Linked DNA regions of Homo sapiens: region 1 is linked to region 2. Evidence: chromatin loops called from intact Hi-C (ENCODE). Cell type or tissue: Calu3. All regions are shown on one strand. Each heading gives the region's core, and the rest is flanking DNA. Links, peaks and the distances in the headings are about the cores only.

The links. Hi-C counts contacts between places; a loop is a spot of excess contacts. Peaks named below come from ENCODE experiments on the same cell type or tissue, not always from the same donor. Only the 100,000 strongest peaks of a DNase experiment are listed, where the experiment ranks them.
Region 1: it touches region 2 in a loop (15-fold over the local background); 7 of 110 quality-filtered maps call a loop at or near these places.

What each region holds. Positions count from the first base shown.
Region 1 is chr7:11,369,511-11,375,656 of GRCh38, reverse strand. It overlaps THSD7A (thrombospondin type 1 domain containing 7A), which reads left to right. Exons shown (of 28, transcript NM_015204.3): 28 at 1-5,292. Among named protein-coding and RNA genes, the nearest start is that of PHF14, 400 kb to the right of the region's middle. In Calu3, for the core only: a CTCF peak has its summit at 1,940 (motif pointing left); no DNase peak of the experiment used is centred there.
Region 2 is chr7:12,493,462-12,501,773 of GRCh38, reverse strand. LOC105375156 (a long non-coding RNA gene) reads left to right here and starts at 5,263. Exons shown (of 8, transcript XR_001745093.2): 1 at 5,263-5,478; 2 at 5,935-5,960; 3 at 6,222-6,256; 4 at 7,460-7,560. It also overlaps a transcript of C7orf78 not described here. RefSeq lists an enhancer at 4,224-4,852 and a silencer at 8,037-8,312. In Calu3, for the core only: CTCF peaks have their summits at 4,402 and 4,606; a DNase peak (open chromatin) is centred at 4,783.

The DNA.
Region 1 (6,146 bases), core at 1-4,000, 1.1 Mb after region 2:
AAAATCATACTGCCACTGGAGATATTTAAGACAGTACCACTTATATACAGACCATCAACCGTGAGAATTATAGGAGATTTAGCTGAATACATGCTGCATTCTGAAAGTTTTATGTCATCTTTTCTGAAATCTACCGACTGAAAAACCACTTTCATCTCTAAAAAATAATGGTGGAATTGGCCAGTTAGGATGCCTGATACAAGACCGTCTGCAGTGTTAATCCATAAAACTTCCTAGCATGAAGAGTTTCTACCAAGATCTCCACAATACTATGGTCAAATTAACATGTGTACTCAGTTGAATGACACACATTATGTCAGATTATGTACTTGCTAATAAGCAATTTTAACAATGCATAACAAATAAACTCTAAGCTAAGCAGAAAATCCACTGAATAAATTCAGCATCTTGGTGGTCGATGGTAGATTTTATTGACCTGCATTTCAGAGACAAAGCCTCTTTTTTAAGACTTCTTGTCTCTCTCCAAAGTAAGAATGCTGGACAAGTACTAGTGTCTTAGAAGAACGAGTCCTCAAGTTCAGTATTTTATAGTGGTAATTGTCTGGAAAACTAATTTACTTGTGTTAATACAATACGTTTCTACTTTCCCTGATTTTCAAACTGGTTGCCTGCATCTTTTTTGCTATATGGAAGGCACATTTTTGCACTATATTAGTGCAGCACGATAGGCGCTTAACCAGTATTGCCATAGAAACTGCCTCTTTTCATGTGGGATGAAGACATCTGTGCCAAGAGTGGCATGAAGACATTTGCAAGTTCTTGTATCCTGAAGAGAGTAAAGTTCAGTTTGGATGGCAGCAAGATGAAATCAGCTATTACACCTGCTGTACACACACTTCCTCATCACTGCAGCCATTGTGAAATTGACAACATGGCGGTAATTTAAGTGTTGAAGTCCCTAACCCCTTAACCCTCTAAAAGGTGGATTCCTCTAGTTGGTTTGTAATTGTTCTTTGAAGGCTGTTTATGACTAGATTTTTATATTTGTTATCTTTGTTAAGAAAAAAAAAGAAAAAGGAACTGGATGTCTTTTTAATTTTGAGCAGATGGAGAAAATAAATAATGTATCAATGACCTTTGTAACTAAAGGAAATCAAAATTATATGTTGATTTTTCTTTCTCTCTGATTTCCCAGTTTCAGATTGAATGTCTGTCTTGCAGGCAGTTATTTCAAAATCCATAGTCTTTTGCCTTTCTCACTGGCAAAATTTGAAGCAATCTCTCTCTTCAATGTATGATTTCAAAACTAAAATTTTAAAAGAGAAGAATAAATATCTTATCCAAGACTTCATTGCATATCTAGAGCAAGAGTGGCAAACTTTTTCTGTAAAGGACTATATAGAAAATATTTTCCACAAGGTCTATGTTGCAACTTCTCAACTTTGCCATTCTGCTAATGCAATCTTAGTAAATAAAAGAATGAACATAACTGTTTTCCTATATAACTTCCCTTACAAAAACAGCCAGTAGGCCACCTTTGCAGGTCATATTTTGCTGACCCCTGGTCTGGATGTTTTTTAATGCTAGCTCTCCATGGTGTCATCTTTCGTTTTCATTCATTTTTCAAAGGTGAGAATTTACAGTCATTACATTTCCCACTGTATCAGAAGTAGCTGTATTTTCTACAGATGTAGCCCTGGGAATGGCACAGTGGAACAATATTTAACTAACTCAGCAGACTTCTTGCAAATGAAAAGAAAACTCAAAAGGTGCCATTAAAAAGCAATACCATTTTCAGGCAACATTATTGCAACAACCTTTGTGAGAGAGGACACTAGCTTTTCAGGATATTTGAAAAATAATATAACTAACATGCTATTTTATCTTAAACAGCTGTGTTCCTGTAAAAGTGTTTTGGATTAGAAGGTATTTTTACCTTCATACTGGAGTATGAACTCCCCCTGCTGTTCATTAGAGTATTTGCAAAGATTACAAAAGACATCAGGTTAGGATGTCATTGTCCCCAAAATGAAAATATTTGTATGTATTTCAATAAGAACTAAATGCAGTAAGCGCTAATTCCTCATTCAATATTCACTATATTAGGAAATGTAAATCATTTCAAAGAGAACAGGTAGTCAGGAAGATGAAAATTTTACTTTAAAGCAAGGATTTAAACAAAGAAAACCATAAAAACAAAGTCCATTTTATCTGTTTTATTAAAGAGGAAGAAAAAATAATATTGTTACTTTAAAACTGTGATTGTCAATATATATAATCAGGGGTCTTCCAGATAATCCTAAAGTTGATCTCTTTGAATAAAATAAACTCCATTTGTCCAAAATAGTTAAGAAAGACTCTATTGTGGTTACTTGAAAAATTCAGCTAACCCTCTTATGAAATGTGTGCAACACCTATTAATTTTGAAATGTGGGATAGAATACCTACTAAAGCTATATTTAAGGTATTGTAAAATGTCATTAATTCAGAAAAGATTAGTATCATCCTACCTATAAGAATTAAATTAGCAAATCAAAATTATAGAATGTTATGAAAAATACATTTTATTCATAAATTAATTAGATTTTACAGCATATATGCATGCATATATATATATACACACACACACACACACACCCATATATATGAGAGAGAGGAAATTAGGTTCAACATGACCTAATATTAGAGAACATATTGGAAGGTCACTGTTTGTTAGGATAAATAAATACTGGATAACCTCGTTAGAAAGGTGGAAAGAGGAGAACGTAGCAATCTGGCTATTTTGGACAAAGGGAAGGTTATTATATTCATGTTTATAACATGAAAATGGCCTTATTTTTGTTTCTGACATGAGACAATAATGAGTTAAATATTTTATTGGAATTTCATCAAAACCTTATTTTTACTGTTCCTTCTAAAAATTTGGGAGGGGAATATAGTAGTAACTTCTCTATTGACACTTTTACCTCACCGAGGGGGTAAAAGATGTAGAACTGCTGTTCCCTAGAATGAAGGTCTGTTGTTTGGTTTTTAAAAAAAGAAGAGCAGAAAAAGTTTGACACAGTATTATATGATTTTGCTGGACTATTTCACTAGAAACCACGTAGAATAGGACTAACTGATCTCTTTTGAAAGGGGCTGATTTGCTTATTCATCAATAACTAATCCAATATGTGGACAGTAATCTTAATTTCAAAGCCTTTTTTGAGGATACTACGGTGTAGCTTAAGTGAATTTAAAAAGAGTGCATAAAAGCTTGTTTTTAATTACTTATAACAAAGCACAAATTACTTCTAACAAGGCAAATATTTATTGACATATAAGACATTCTGCTAGGCATTGTAAAAAAAAAAAAAAAAGTAATGGCTTTTGTATACATAGGTACTTAAGACAGACATCCAAAAGAAGGAAAAAATGCTTAATGAGTGAAGATAGCACTGAAACATGTTGACTTTTACTCTAGGTTTGTTTTTAGATGGGGTTAGTATTTTCCCCTACGTAATGTACATGTCTTTAGGCCACAGTATTAGGAGTTTGATTTTTCCCTGCCCCACCCTCAGGTAGGTGGCAGTGGTCATTGTAGCTTAATCAGACCCCTGTTAAGTTCCTGGGCATTTCAAGGTAAATTCACGTCTTCCTTCTCACAGAAATTGAATAGACCTCTCACACACTTATTTACCTCCCCCAACAACCTGTATCCTTGGCCCTTTCTGATTTTCTCTGCTTGGTCTCTTTCTACTCTTGACAGCTATTCTTACCTACTTCCCACTAAACATGCCCAATTTTTTAATTAAAAAAAAAAGAATTCCTATATTTCCTTCCCTATTAGAATCAAAGTGTCACTCACTCAGAGTGTGAACATCCTGATTTACACCAAATCCACTGGTCAAAGAAATGAATAAAGGGAAAAGGAAAAATGTGGAAGGCATGCAGGAAAAAAAAAAAAAAAAAAGCCCTTTTCTGTAAAAATGTCCATGCCTACACTTGCTTTAGACCATCCCATATCCTCCTGCCTCCATCTCGAGTCTTTGTTCACATTCCACACCACAAGACAGTGAGGGAGGACTGTACTTTTCAGTACCATACAGAAGGGAGAGCCTGTTCTAAAGCTGACGTGGGTCTCAATAGTACATGAGAAGCACAATTCCCAAATGATCTGGGATCTCCTGTTTATAAATATATTACCAAATTCAAGTGTGGGTTCTTCTTCTATTTCCACTGTAAGATTGAGGGTGTTGAAAAAACAGTAGTCCTTGAGCAAATCTGTGAGGAATCTTGTCAGAATGTGATCTTTCCTGGGACTAGTTTAGTTGTGAGAACTACATCTGCTTGTTCTGGGAATAAGGGTCTCCCCAGGTCCTGCCCTCAGGTGGCCCTGGCTGCAGGACAGGATTTCAGGTATCAGAAACTGGTGTGTGAGCCAAGCAAATAGTTATCCATTTATAAAAAGGATGGTTTGCAGTGTGTTATAATAATTTTATATCTAGCAGGGACAATGAAAAATGGTTATGTCTACATTATTAAATGAATGAAACTAATGCTAAACAGTTAATTTTGCATTTTTATTTTTCTGTGTTTCTACCAAGTCAGATCTTAAAAATGGGCAGTATATGAAGAGCTTTAGTTTGTGGGAGTCATGTTTTCAGTGATCAAAAATCTCTATATTATTTAGAATATAATTGTCAGTCTTGTTGTGTTTTGTAGATTTATTGTTTTTAAGCCATAGTTTCTAGATTACCTACTTTTAACCCTCAAGTAAACTTTTCCCTATTTTTCAGAAATCTGTTTGTGTTTATTTTTAGAAAGTAAACATTTAGATTCCTTTTCTGGTACTTTTTTTCTCCATTTCTATCACACAGATTTGAAGAGATCAGTATCTATCATTGTAAAATATAACTTTATTAAAATTTGCAATCTGTCTTTCTATAAATTATTATTCCCTAAATGTGTATTTTATGTTAATTTAACTACCTGAATATTTATTTTGTTTAAATAAGGAGGCAGCTGTCTAAGAATTTTTGTTAATATTACTTTGTAAATTGCGTAATGTAATTTATTTTACATTATGTACATTTCCTTTTTAACGCACAAAATGTCTATGTACAATTAACTACAGATTTGCAAATAATGTCACTAAGCTTTATTCAGTCAATACAGATGGCATGTGAAGATGTAATATGCTTTTTTACATTTTCATATGGGTTATTTGTAAATAACTATATTGCTGACAAACATAAATACGGAAATCATTTTCATTCTAATCATGTGTATCTGTGTTTTGATTTGCACCAATTGCTTCTTAAATATGGATTAAAATTTTTTTCCAGTGAATACCTAAATCCTTTTACCTACTGTATTGCCCTTTCCTGGGTTGTATAACAACTCCAATTTAGAAAGTTCAAGAAATGCAAACTTTTACTTTGAAAGTTGGCTGAGGCCACCAGGTGAATCATGGACAAGGGACCTCCTGGTTTCCAGTCAATTCAAAAATGGCAGCAGCAGAGGATGGGGAAACTCTCTACAACAGAGTACAGCTTTTCCCACCCAATCAGTCATAAGGCACATCCCTCACTGTCTCTTGTCCCTGTGTCTACCCACAAAAAACCAAACCTAAAAGTCAAAGCAGAAACTTATGCCTTAACAAATTCAGGAAGGGACACACAACTTAAGACAAGTTACTTCCGGGGTAGTTTGCAGTTAAAACATTTTCTGAAATAGCTATTTGCTAAAATGTAAGTAAGTAGGGAACCATTTAAGCCCTCAATCTGTGAACCACTCAGAACATGTAGCTAGCCTACATGCTTGATGAAAAAATGGTAATTTCCAGTCTTTTTCTTTTCTGTATTACTCATTACAAGTGAAACTAGGTGAAAAAAATTTTCAATGTATCACACAGATTTTTTTCTAGAAATCTGGACTTTCATAGTCAAATAGCTAACTTCATTTATTATTTTGCAATTCCAATTTATGCCCTACAAACAAAAATATGAATATTACTGGTCTACATTTTATTTTTGCTACTTCTGTGTCCCTAGTGATTCTTTCATTAAAGTCTGTATATATTCCACAACACACTTCAATTTATACCTCCCATCAGTGTCAGTTACTCTGAAAAGATATTGTACATACACAAAAATGCATAAATGTAGTCAGGGTTTCTGGTATTGCAGTACTTTTATGTGACT
Region 2 (8,312 bases), core at 2,170-6,169:
TTGGCAATGTGGGCTCTTTTTTGGTTCCATATGAACTTTAAAGTAGTTTTTTCCAATTCTGTGAATAAAGGCATTGGTAGCTTGATGGGGATGGCATTGAATCTGTAAATTACCTTGGGCAGTATGGCCATTTTCACGATATTGATTCTTCCTACCCATGAGCATGGAATGTTCTTCCATTTGTTTGTATCCTCTTTTATTTCCTTGAGCAGTGGTTTGTAGTTCTCCTTGAAGAGGTCCTTCACATCCCTTGTAAGTTGGATTCCTAGGTATTTTATTCTCTTTGAAGCAATTGTGAATGGGATTCCACTCATGATTTAGCTCTCTGTTTGTCTGTTGTTGGTGTATAGGAATGCTTGTGATTTTTGCACATTGATTTTGTATCCTGAGACTTTGCTGAAGTTGCTTATCAGCTTAAGGAGATTTTGGGCTGAGACAATGGGGTTTTCTAGATATACAATCATGTCATCTGCAAACAGGGACAATTTGATTTCCTCTTTTCCTAATTGAATACCCTTTATTTCCTTCTCCTGCCTAATTGCCCTGGCCAGAACTTCCAACACTATGTTGAATAGGAGTGGTGAGAGAGGACATCCCTGTCTTGTGCCAGTTTTCAAAGGGAATGCTTCCAGTTTTTGCCCATTCAGTATGATATTGGCTGTGGGTTTGTCATAGATAGCTCTTATTATTTTGAAATATGTCCCATCAATACCTAATTTATTGAGAGTTTTTAGCATGAAGTGTTGTTGAATTTTGTCAAAGGCCTTTTCTGCATCTATTGAGATAACCATGTGGTTTTTGTCTTTGGCTCTGTTTATATGCTGGATTACATTTATTGATTTGCGTATATTCAACCAGCCTTGCATCCCAGGGATGAAGCCCACTTGATCATGGTGGATAAGCTTTTTGATGTGCTGCTGGATTCAGTTTGCCAGTATTTTATTGAGGATTTTTGCATCAATGTTCATCAAGGCTATTGGTCTAAAATTCTCTTTTTTGGTTGTGTCTCTGCCCGGCTTTGGTATCAGAATGATGCTGGCCTCATAAAATGAGTTGGGGAGGATTCCCTCTTTTTCTATTGACTGGAATAGTTTCAGAAGGAATTGTACCAATTCCTCCTTGTACCTCTGGTAGAATTCGGCTGTGAATCCATCTGGTCCTGGACTCTTTTTGGTTGGTAAGCTATTGATTATTGCCACAATTTCAGATCCTGTTATTGGTCTATTCAGAGATTCAACTTCTTCCTGGTTTAGTCTTGGGAGAGTGTATGTGTCAAGGAATTTATCCATTTCTTCTAGATTTTCTAGTTTATTTGCGTAGAGGTGTTTGTAGTATTCTCTGATGGTAGTTTGTATTTCTGTGGGATTGGTGGTTATATCCCCTTTATCATTTTTTATTGCGTCTATTTGATTCTTCTCTCTTTTTTTCTTTACTAGTCTTGCTAGCGGTCTATCAATTTTGTTGATCATTTCAAAAAACAAGCTCCTGGATTCATTAATTTTTTGAAGGGTTTCTTGTGTCTCTATTTCCTTCAGTTCTGCCTGATTTTAGTTATTTCTTGCCTTCTGCTAGCTTTTGAATGTGTTTGCTCTTGCTTTTCTAGTTCTTTTAATTGTGATGTTAGGGTGTCAATTTTGGATCTTTCCTGCTTTCTCTTGTGGGCATTTAGTGCTATAAATTTCCCTCTACACACTGCTTTGAATGCGTCCCAGAGATTCTGGTATGTTGTGTCTTTGTTCTCGTTGGTTTCAAAGAACATGTTTATTTCTGCCTTCATTTCGTTATGTACCCAGTAGTCATTCAGGAGCAGGTTGTTCAGTTTCCATGTAGATGAGCGGTTTTGAGTGAGATTCTTAATACTGAGTTCTAGTTTGATTGCACTGTGGTCTGAGAGATAGTTTGTTATAATTTCTGTTCTTTTACATTTGTTGAGGAGAGCTTTACTTCCAAGTATGTGGTCAATTTTGGAATAGGTGTGGTGTGGTGCTGAAGAAAATGTATATTCTGTTGATTTGGGGTGGAGAGTTCTGTAGATGTCTATTAGGTCCACTTGGTGCAGAGCTGAGTTCAATTCCTGGGTATCCTTGTTGACTTTCTGTTTCCTTGATCTGTCTAATGTTGACAGTGGGGTGTTAAAGTCTCCCATTATTAATGTGTGGGAGTCTAAGTCTCTTTGTAGGTCACTCAGGACTTGCTTTATGAATCTGGGTGCTCCTGTATTGGGTGCATATATATTTAGGATAGTTAGCTCTTCTTGTTGAATTGATCCCTTTACCATTATGTAATGGCCTTCTTTGTCTCTTTTGATCTTTGTTGGTTTAAAGTCTGTTTTATCAGAGACTAGGATTGCAACCCCTGCCTTTTTTTGTTTTCCATTTGCTTGGTAGATCTTCCTCCATCCTTTTATTTTGAGCCTATGTGTGTCTCTGCACGTGAGTGTGCTGAATACAGCACACTGATGGGTCTTGACTCTTTATCCAATTTGCCAGTCTGTGTCTTTTAATTGGAGCATTTAGTCCATTTACATTTAAAGTTAATAGTGTTATGTGTGAATTTGATCCTGTCATTATGATGTTAGCTGGTGATTTTGCTCGTTAGTTGATGCAGTTTCTTCCTAGTCTCTATGGTTGTTACATTTTGGCATGATTTTGCAGTGGCTGGTACCGGTTGTTCCTTTCCATGTTTAGCGCTTCCTTCAGGAGCTCTTTTAGGGCAGGCCTGGTGGTGACAAAATCTCTCAGCATTTGCTTGTCTGTAAAGTGTTTTATTTCTCCTTCACTTATGAAGCTTAGTTTGGCTGGAAATGAAATTCTGGGTTGAAAATTCTTTTCTTTAAGAATGTTGAATATTGGCCCCCACTCTCTTCTGGCTTGTAGGGTTTCTGCCGAGAGATCCTCTGTTAGTCTGATGGGCTTCCCTTTGAGGGTAACCCGACCTTTCTCTCTGGCTGCCCTTAACATTTTTTCCTTCATTTCAACTTTGGTGAATCTGACAATTATGTGTCTTGGAGTTGCTCTTCTCGAGGAGTATCTTTGCGGCGTTCTCTGTATTTCCTGAATCTGAACGTTGGCCTGCCTTGCTAGATTGGGGAAATTCTCCTGGATAATATCCTGCAGAGTGTTTTCCAACTCGGTTCCATTCTCCTGGTCACTTTCAGGTACACCAATCAGACGTAGATTTGGTCTTTTCACATAGTCCCATATTTCTTGGAGGCTTTGCTCGTTTCTTTTTATTCTTTTTTCTCTAAACTTTCCTTCTCCCTTCATTTCATTGATTTCATCTTCCATTGCTGATACCCTTTCTTCCAGTTGATCGCATCGGCTCCTGAGGCTTCTGCATTCTTCACGTAGTTCTCGAGCCTTGGTTTTCAGCTCCATCAGCTCCTTTAAGCACTTCTCTGTATTGGTTATTCTAGTTATACATTCTTCTAAATTTTTTTCAAAGTTTTCAACTTCTTTGCCTTTGGTTTGAATGTCCACCCGTAGCTCAGAGTAATTTGATCGTCCGAAGCCTTCTTCTCTCAGCTCGTCAAAGTCATTCTCCATCCAGCTTTGTTCCGTTGCTGGTGAGGAGCTGCGTTCCTTTGGAGGAGGAGAGGCGCTCTGCTTTTTAGAGTTTCCAGTTTTTCTGTTCTGTTTTTTCCCCATCTTTGTGGTTTTATCTGCTTTTGGTCTTTGATGATGGTGATGTACAGATGGGTTTTTGGTGTGGATGTCCTTTCTGTTTGTTAGTTTTCCTTCTAACAGACAGGACCCTCAGCTGCAGGTCTGTTGGAGTACCCTGCAGTGTGAGGTGTCAGTGTGCCCCTGCTGGAGGGTGCCTCCCAGTTAGGCTGCTCAGGGGTCAGGGGTCAGGGACCCACTTGAGGAGGCAGTCTGCCCGTTCTCAGATCTCCAGCTGCGTGCTGGGAGAACCACTGCTCTCTTCAAAGCTGTCAGACAGGGGCATTTAAGTCTGCAGAGGTTACTGCTGTCTTTTTGTTTGTCTGTGCCCTGCCCCCAGAGGTGGAGCCTACAGAGGCAGGCAGGCCTCCTTGAGCTGTGGTGGGCTCCACCCAGTTCGAGCTTCCCAGCTGCTTTGTTTACCTAATCAAGCCTGGGCAATGGTGGGCGCCCCTCCCCCAGCCTCGCTGCCGCCTTGCAGTTTGATCTCAGACTGCTGTGCTAGCAATCAGCGAGACTCCGTGGGGTAGGACCCTCCGAGCCGGGTGCAGGGTATAATCTCATGGTGCACCGTTTTTTAAGCCCGTGGGAAAAGCGCAGTATTCGAGTGGGAGTGACCCGATTTTCCCGATTCTCCAGGTGCCGTCCGTCACCCCTTTCTTTGATTAGGAAAGGGAACTCCCTGACCCCTTGCGCTTCCCGAGTGAGGCAATGCCTCGCCCTGCTTCTGCTCGCGCACGGTGTGCGCACTCACTGACCTGTGCCCACTGTCTGGCACTCTCTAGTGAGATGAACCCGGTACCTTAGATGGAAATGCAGAAATCACCCGTCTTCTGCGTCGCTCAGGCTGGGAGCTGTAGACCGGAGCTGTTCCTATTCGGCCATCTTGGCTCCTCCCCCCGCCATAAATAATTTTGATTTTTTTCTTTACAGTTTATTTGATTCGGGCTAGTTACTTACTCTTCTTTGGTCCAAAATCTCCTATGACTTGGGTATTAACTTCTCTTCTAATATTTTTCTAACGGAATATAAAATTTCCTAGACAAAGATCCACAATGGCTGGAGTCTTTCTTTTAACTGTTCATTTTATTTAAAGTGAAAGTTTGCCACCAGGTGGCAGTAAATTACTTATAATTTTGTCCTAGTTTATAAACTAAGAAGCCAAAATTTTTTCTGTATTATTTTCCCTGATGTTCAATTTTAAGGTGTTTTTATTTCTAATGAAAACGGCAGTAAAGTTGAATTGACTAAATCTCTTATAGTTTTGGAAATAGAATTAACCTATCTTTATGCTATCTGATTTATGCCTCATTGTTTTTTGCATAGAGATACATATGGTTCTTTATCAAAAGCATATATACAAATACCTACTTATGTTTAGTTCACTGTTATTAGTTGTTTAGGGTACAAAAATAGATTATGACTCCAGATTTCAAGTAAATTATAAGTAATTGGCTAGAAAAGATACAAACCTATAAGAATACATCACGAGATAAGGTGCTAAATGCCAAGTGATTTGTCCTGACGGTTACTCTCATGAGAAATTAGTGAGAGGAAGGTCTCTGAAGCTTGAGAATGTCTCCAAAGATTTCTTAGAGCATCTGAGATCATTACTAACCCTTGATGACAGTAGAGTACTTAATAAAAGGGGAGAAGAAGGGAAAGGAGTTTGGATGGACGAACAGCATAAGCAACATTCTGGAATTTTCTTTAATGCTCTCATGAATGCATTCTTGGAATTTTCTAATATGTAAACATTATTTTGTGGCCAACTGACTTCAATTATATGTAGAACCATCCAAAAGTCTCCTCTCAGGTAGGTAATTCTGAATGTATATTTCTGAATTTCCAAATTAGAAATTTAGAGTTAGAAATTTTGAGTTTCTCAGCCAGACGAGGTGGCTCACGCCTGTATTCCCAGCACTTTGGGAGGCCGAGGGCGGCGGATCACGAGGTCAGGAGATCGAGACCATCCTGGCTAACACGGTGAAACCCCGTCTCTACTAAAAATACAAAAAATTAGCCAGGTGTGGTGGCGGGCACCTGTAGTTGCACCTACTCTGGAGGCTGAGGCAAGAGAATGGCGTGAACCCGGGAGGCAGAGCTTGCAGTGAGCCGAGATCACGCCACTGCAGTCTGGCTTGGGCGAAAGAGTGAGACTCCGTCTCAAAAAAAAAAAAAATTTTTTTTGAGTTTCTCAGCTCCACAAATTTGGGAACGCAACAAGTTGTGGCAAATGAAAACCTCAACACTCTGATTTCTGTATTTCTAGGCATTAAGGAACATGAACGCTTTTAAGTAAGTTATTTGAATTACATATGTTTGTATAAATGGAATAACTTAAAATTTACTGTGGTAATAATTTTTTCATAGAACAGATAATTGCAACTTGAAATATTCTATAAGTTAAAAAAGAAGTAAAATAGGCTTTAAATAGTGTTCCGAAAAAGAAAATAAAAACAAGAGACTTTCTTTACTTGGAAAAAATAAGTAATATCAACTAATGCCATAATGTAGCTAAACAGTCTAACTCCTATTTTGTCTCTTTCTCTTTCAAAGGGGATTTCCAAACTGGAAATAACCAACACAACTAGGTAAGAATTGAAGCTTAAGAAAGGTGAGAGGATAGTAAAATAACATATTTACATAAATTCAGGTTCATAAAGCCATATTAATTACATATCAGCACAATAAGACGACTGGCAGTGGGAAATGAGCTGGCACCCTTTGGAAACCTATTGGGAAGGTGAGGTGCTTTAAGACTGGACATTGGAGATTAGACATGCCTGAATTTAATCCTTGAAAGAGCTGTGCAAAACAGCCACTTTGTGGCCACCATCTGACATGTCACACAGTGTGGGATAGGGAATAGACTTTCATGAGTAACAAATTTACAGCGTAAGATGAGGAAAAAAAATGAGTGTGTTTGTGTGGTCTAATCCTTTTAATATCCCCCGGATGAATGACCAGGCCCAGGACACTCTGTTGGACACATGGTGGGTGAACATTTTGGGTGGTAAGAATTCCTCCTCTTGACATTCTCCTTTACCACAGAGCAAGCCTGAGAGCAATTTTATCAATGGGAGAAGACGGGCAGAACAGACTGACTAACAGGTTATCTGGGCACCATCTTTACTGAGTTTGGATGTCAACTGTGCGTGGAGGTGTTGTTTGGGAAAAGTTGTCTATCGGTACCTGGTGACTTTGGGGACCTGTGTGAAGTTGCATTCCTCTTTTTCAAGGGAAAGGGCTAACAGTTCAGTGGTAGGTTGAGTTTGAAAGCAGCCTTACCACTAGGAGGAGGTAGCAGCCCCAAATTCTAATTTTCTCAGTGATGAGGCAGCCAAAGGTGAGCTCTCAATGTCATTTTAGGACAGTCATGCTTATTGCACCACAGAACCTCAATAAATTCTAGAATATGTATTTCTAAACAGATGATCAGTTATTGCTGTAGGGAAATAGAGGTCAATTCACAGTGATTTGTTTACAAAGTAGGGCTATGCATGAGTAAAATACACCTAATAATGTACGATGCTATCATATTGTGCCTATAATAAATTTGGCTGCTTGTCAAGTCTGAGGTTGTCTGTGTCAGCACTTCTGATGTTCAGAGCTTGCTTGTTAATTTGTGTTTTTTCTCTCCCTTTTTTCTAAGGAGCCTCTTAAATTTATTATGGTTAGACACCTCCTTCTTCAATTATCTATGTTCAAGTCACAGAGATTAAAATATGCTCCCTTGACTAAGTGGGAGTGATACTTCAGAGAAGGAATTATCTTGTTCCATATTTACTTACCAGGTCAAGCATCCATCATGCACCATGTACACCACAGTGCACCACAGCTGAGACCAGTGTGGATCCCACCATCAGCAGCTTTTCCAAAGGACCCAGGCAAAATGGTCAATATTGCCTTCTCTCCTCACTTTTACCTCACCTTTCAGCCTCTTGGTCCCTTCCTCCACTCCCACCCTAAGATGCTTATAGTCTATTTGTCATCCTCCAGTGGTTTATAATTCCTGTTTCACTACCTTATTTAGCCTGTTGCCTTTTACAGCATTCCAAAATGCTCATTTATTCTCTTTTATGACTCATCCAATACTAACCCTATTTACCATTCTAAACTGAAGTAGACTGCACCTCTTTTTCTCAAGTACTAATGTAGAATTTCAGTTTTATTTGTCCAATTTCAAACACTAGGAAAGTTTAAGAAATAATCTTCGTGCCTTCCTGATAGTGGCAATTGAACATTTTTCTTGACATAGAACAATATTTGGTCTTAACTGATCTTTGCTGTGGACCAGGCACTGTTCTAGGTATTTTATACTTGCCAGCAAAATCTCACAGCAATCTTTGGGAGTAGTTACTTTTATTATCTCATTTTACAGATGAAGAAATGTAGAAAGATAGTCTAACAGCTTGCCCAAGATTATACATCTAATAAGCAGCTGGGTCAGGAGGCAAACCCATCCAGTTTGGCCTGAGGCCAGGTTCTTAATCTCTGTAGTACAGTGACTAAATCGGTTCTCAAAGTGTGGCCCCAGACCAAGAGCATGAGTATCATTGGAAACTCATAAGAAATGGTAATCCTTAGGCCCTATCTCAAACCTGCTGAGTCAGAAATTTTGGAGGTAGGGCCCAGCAATCAGTGTTT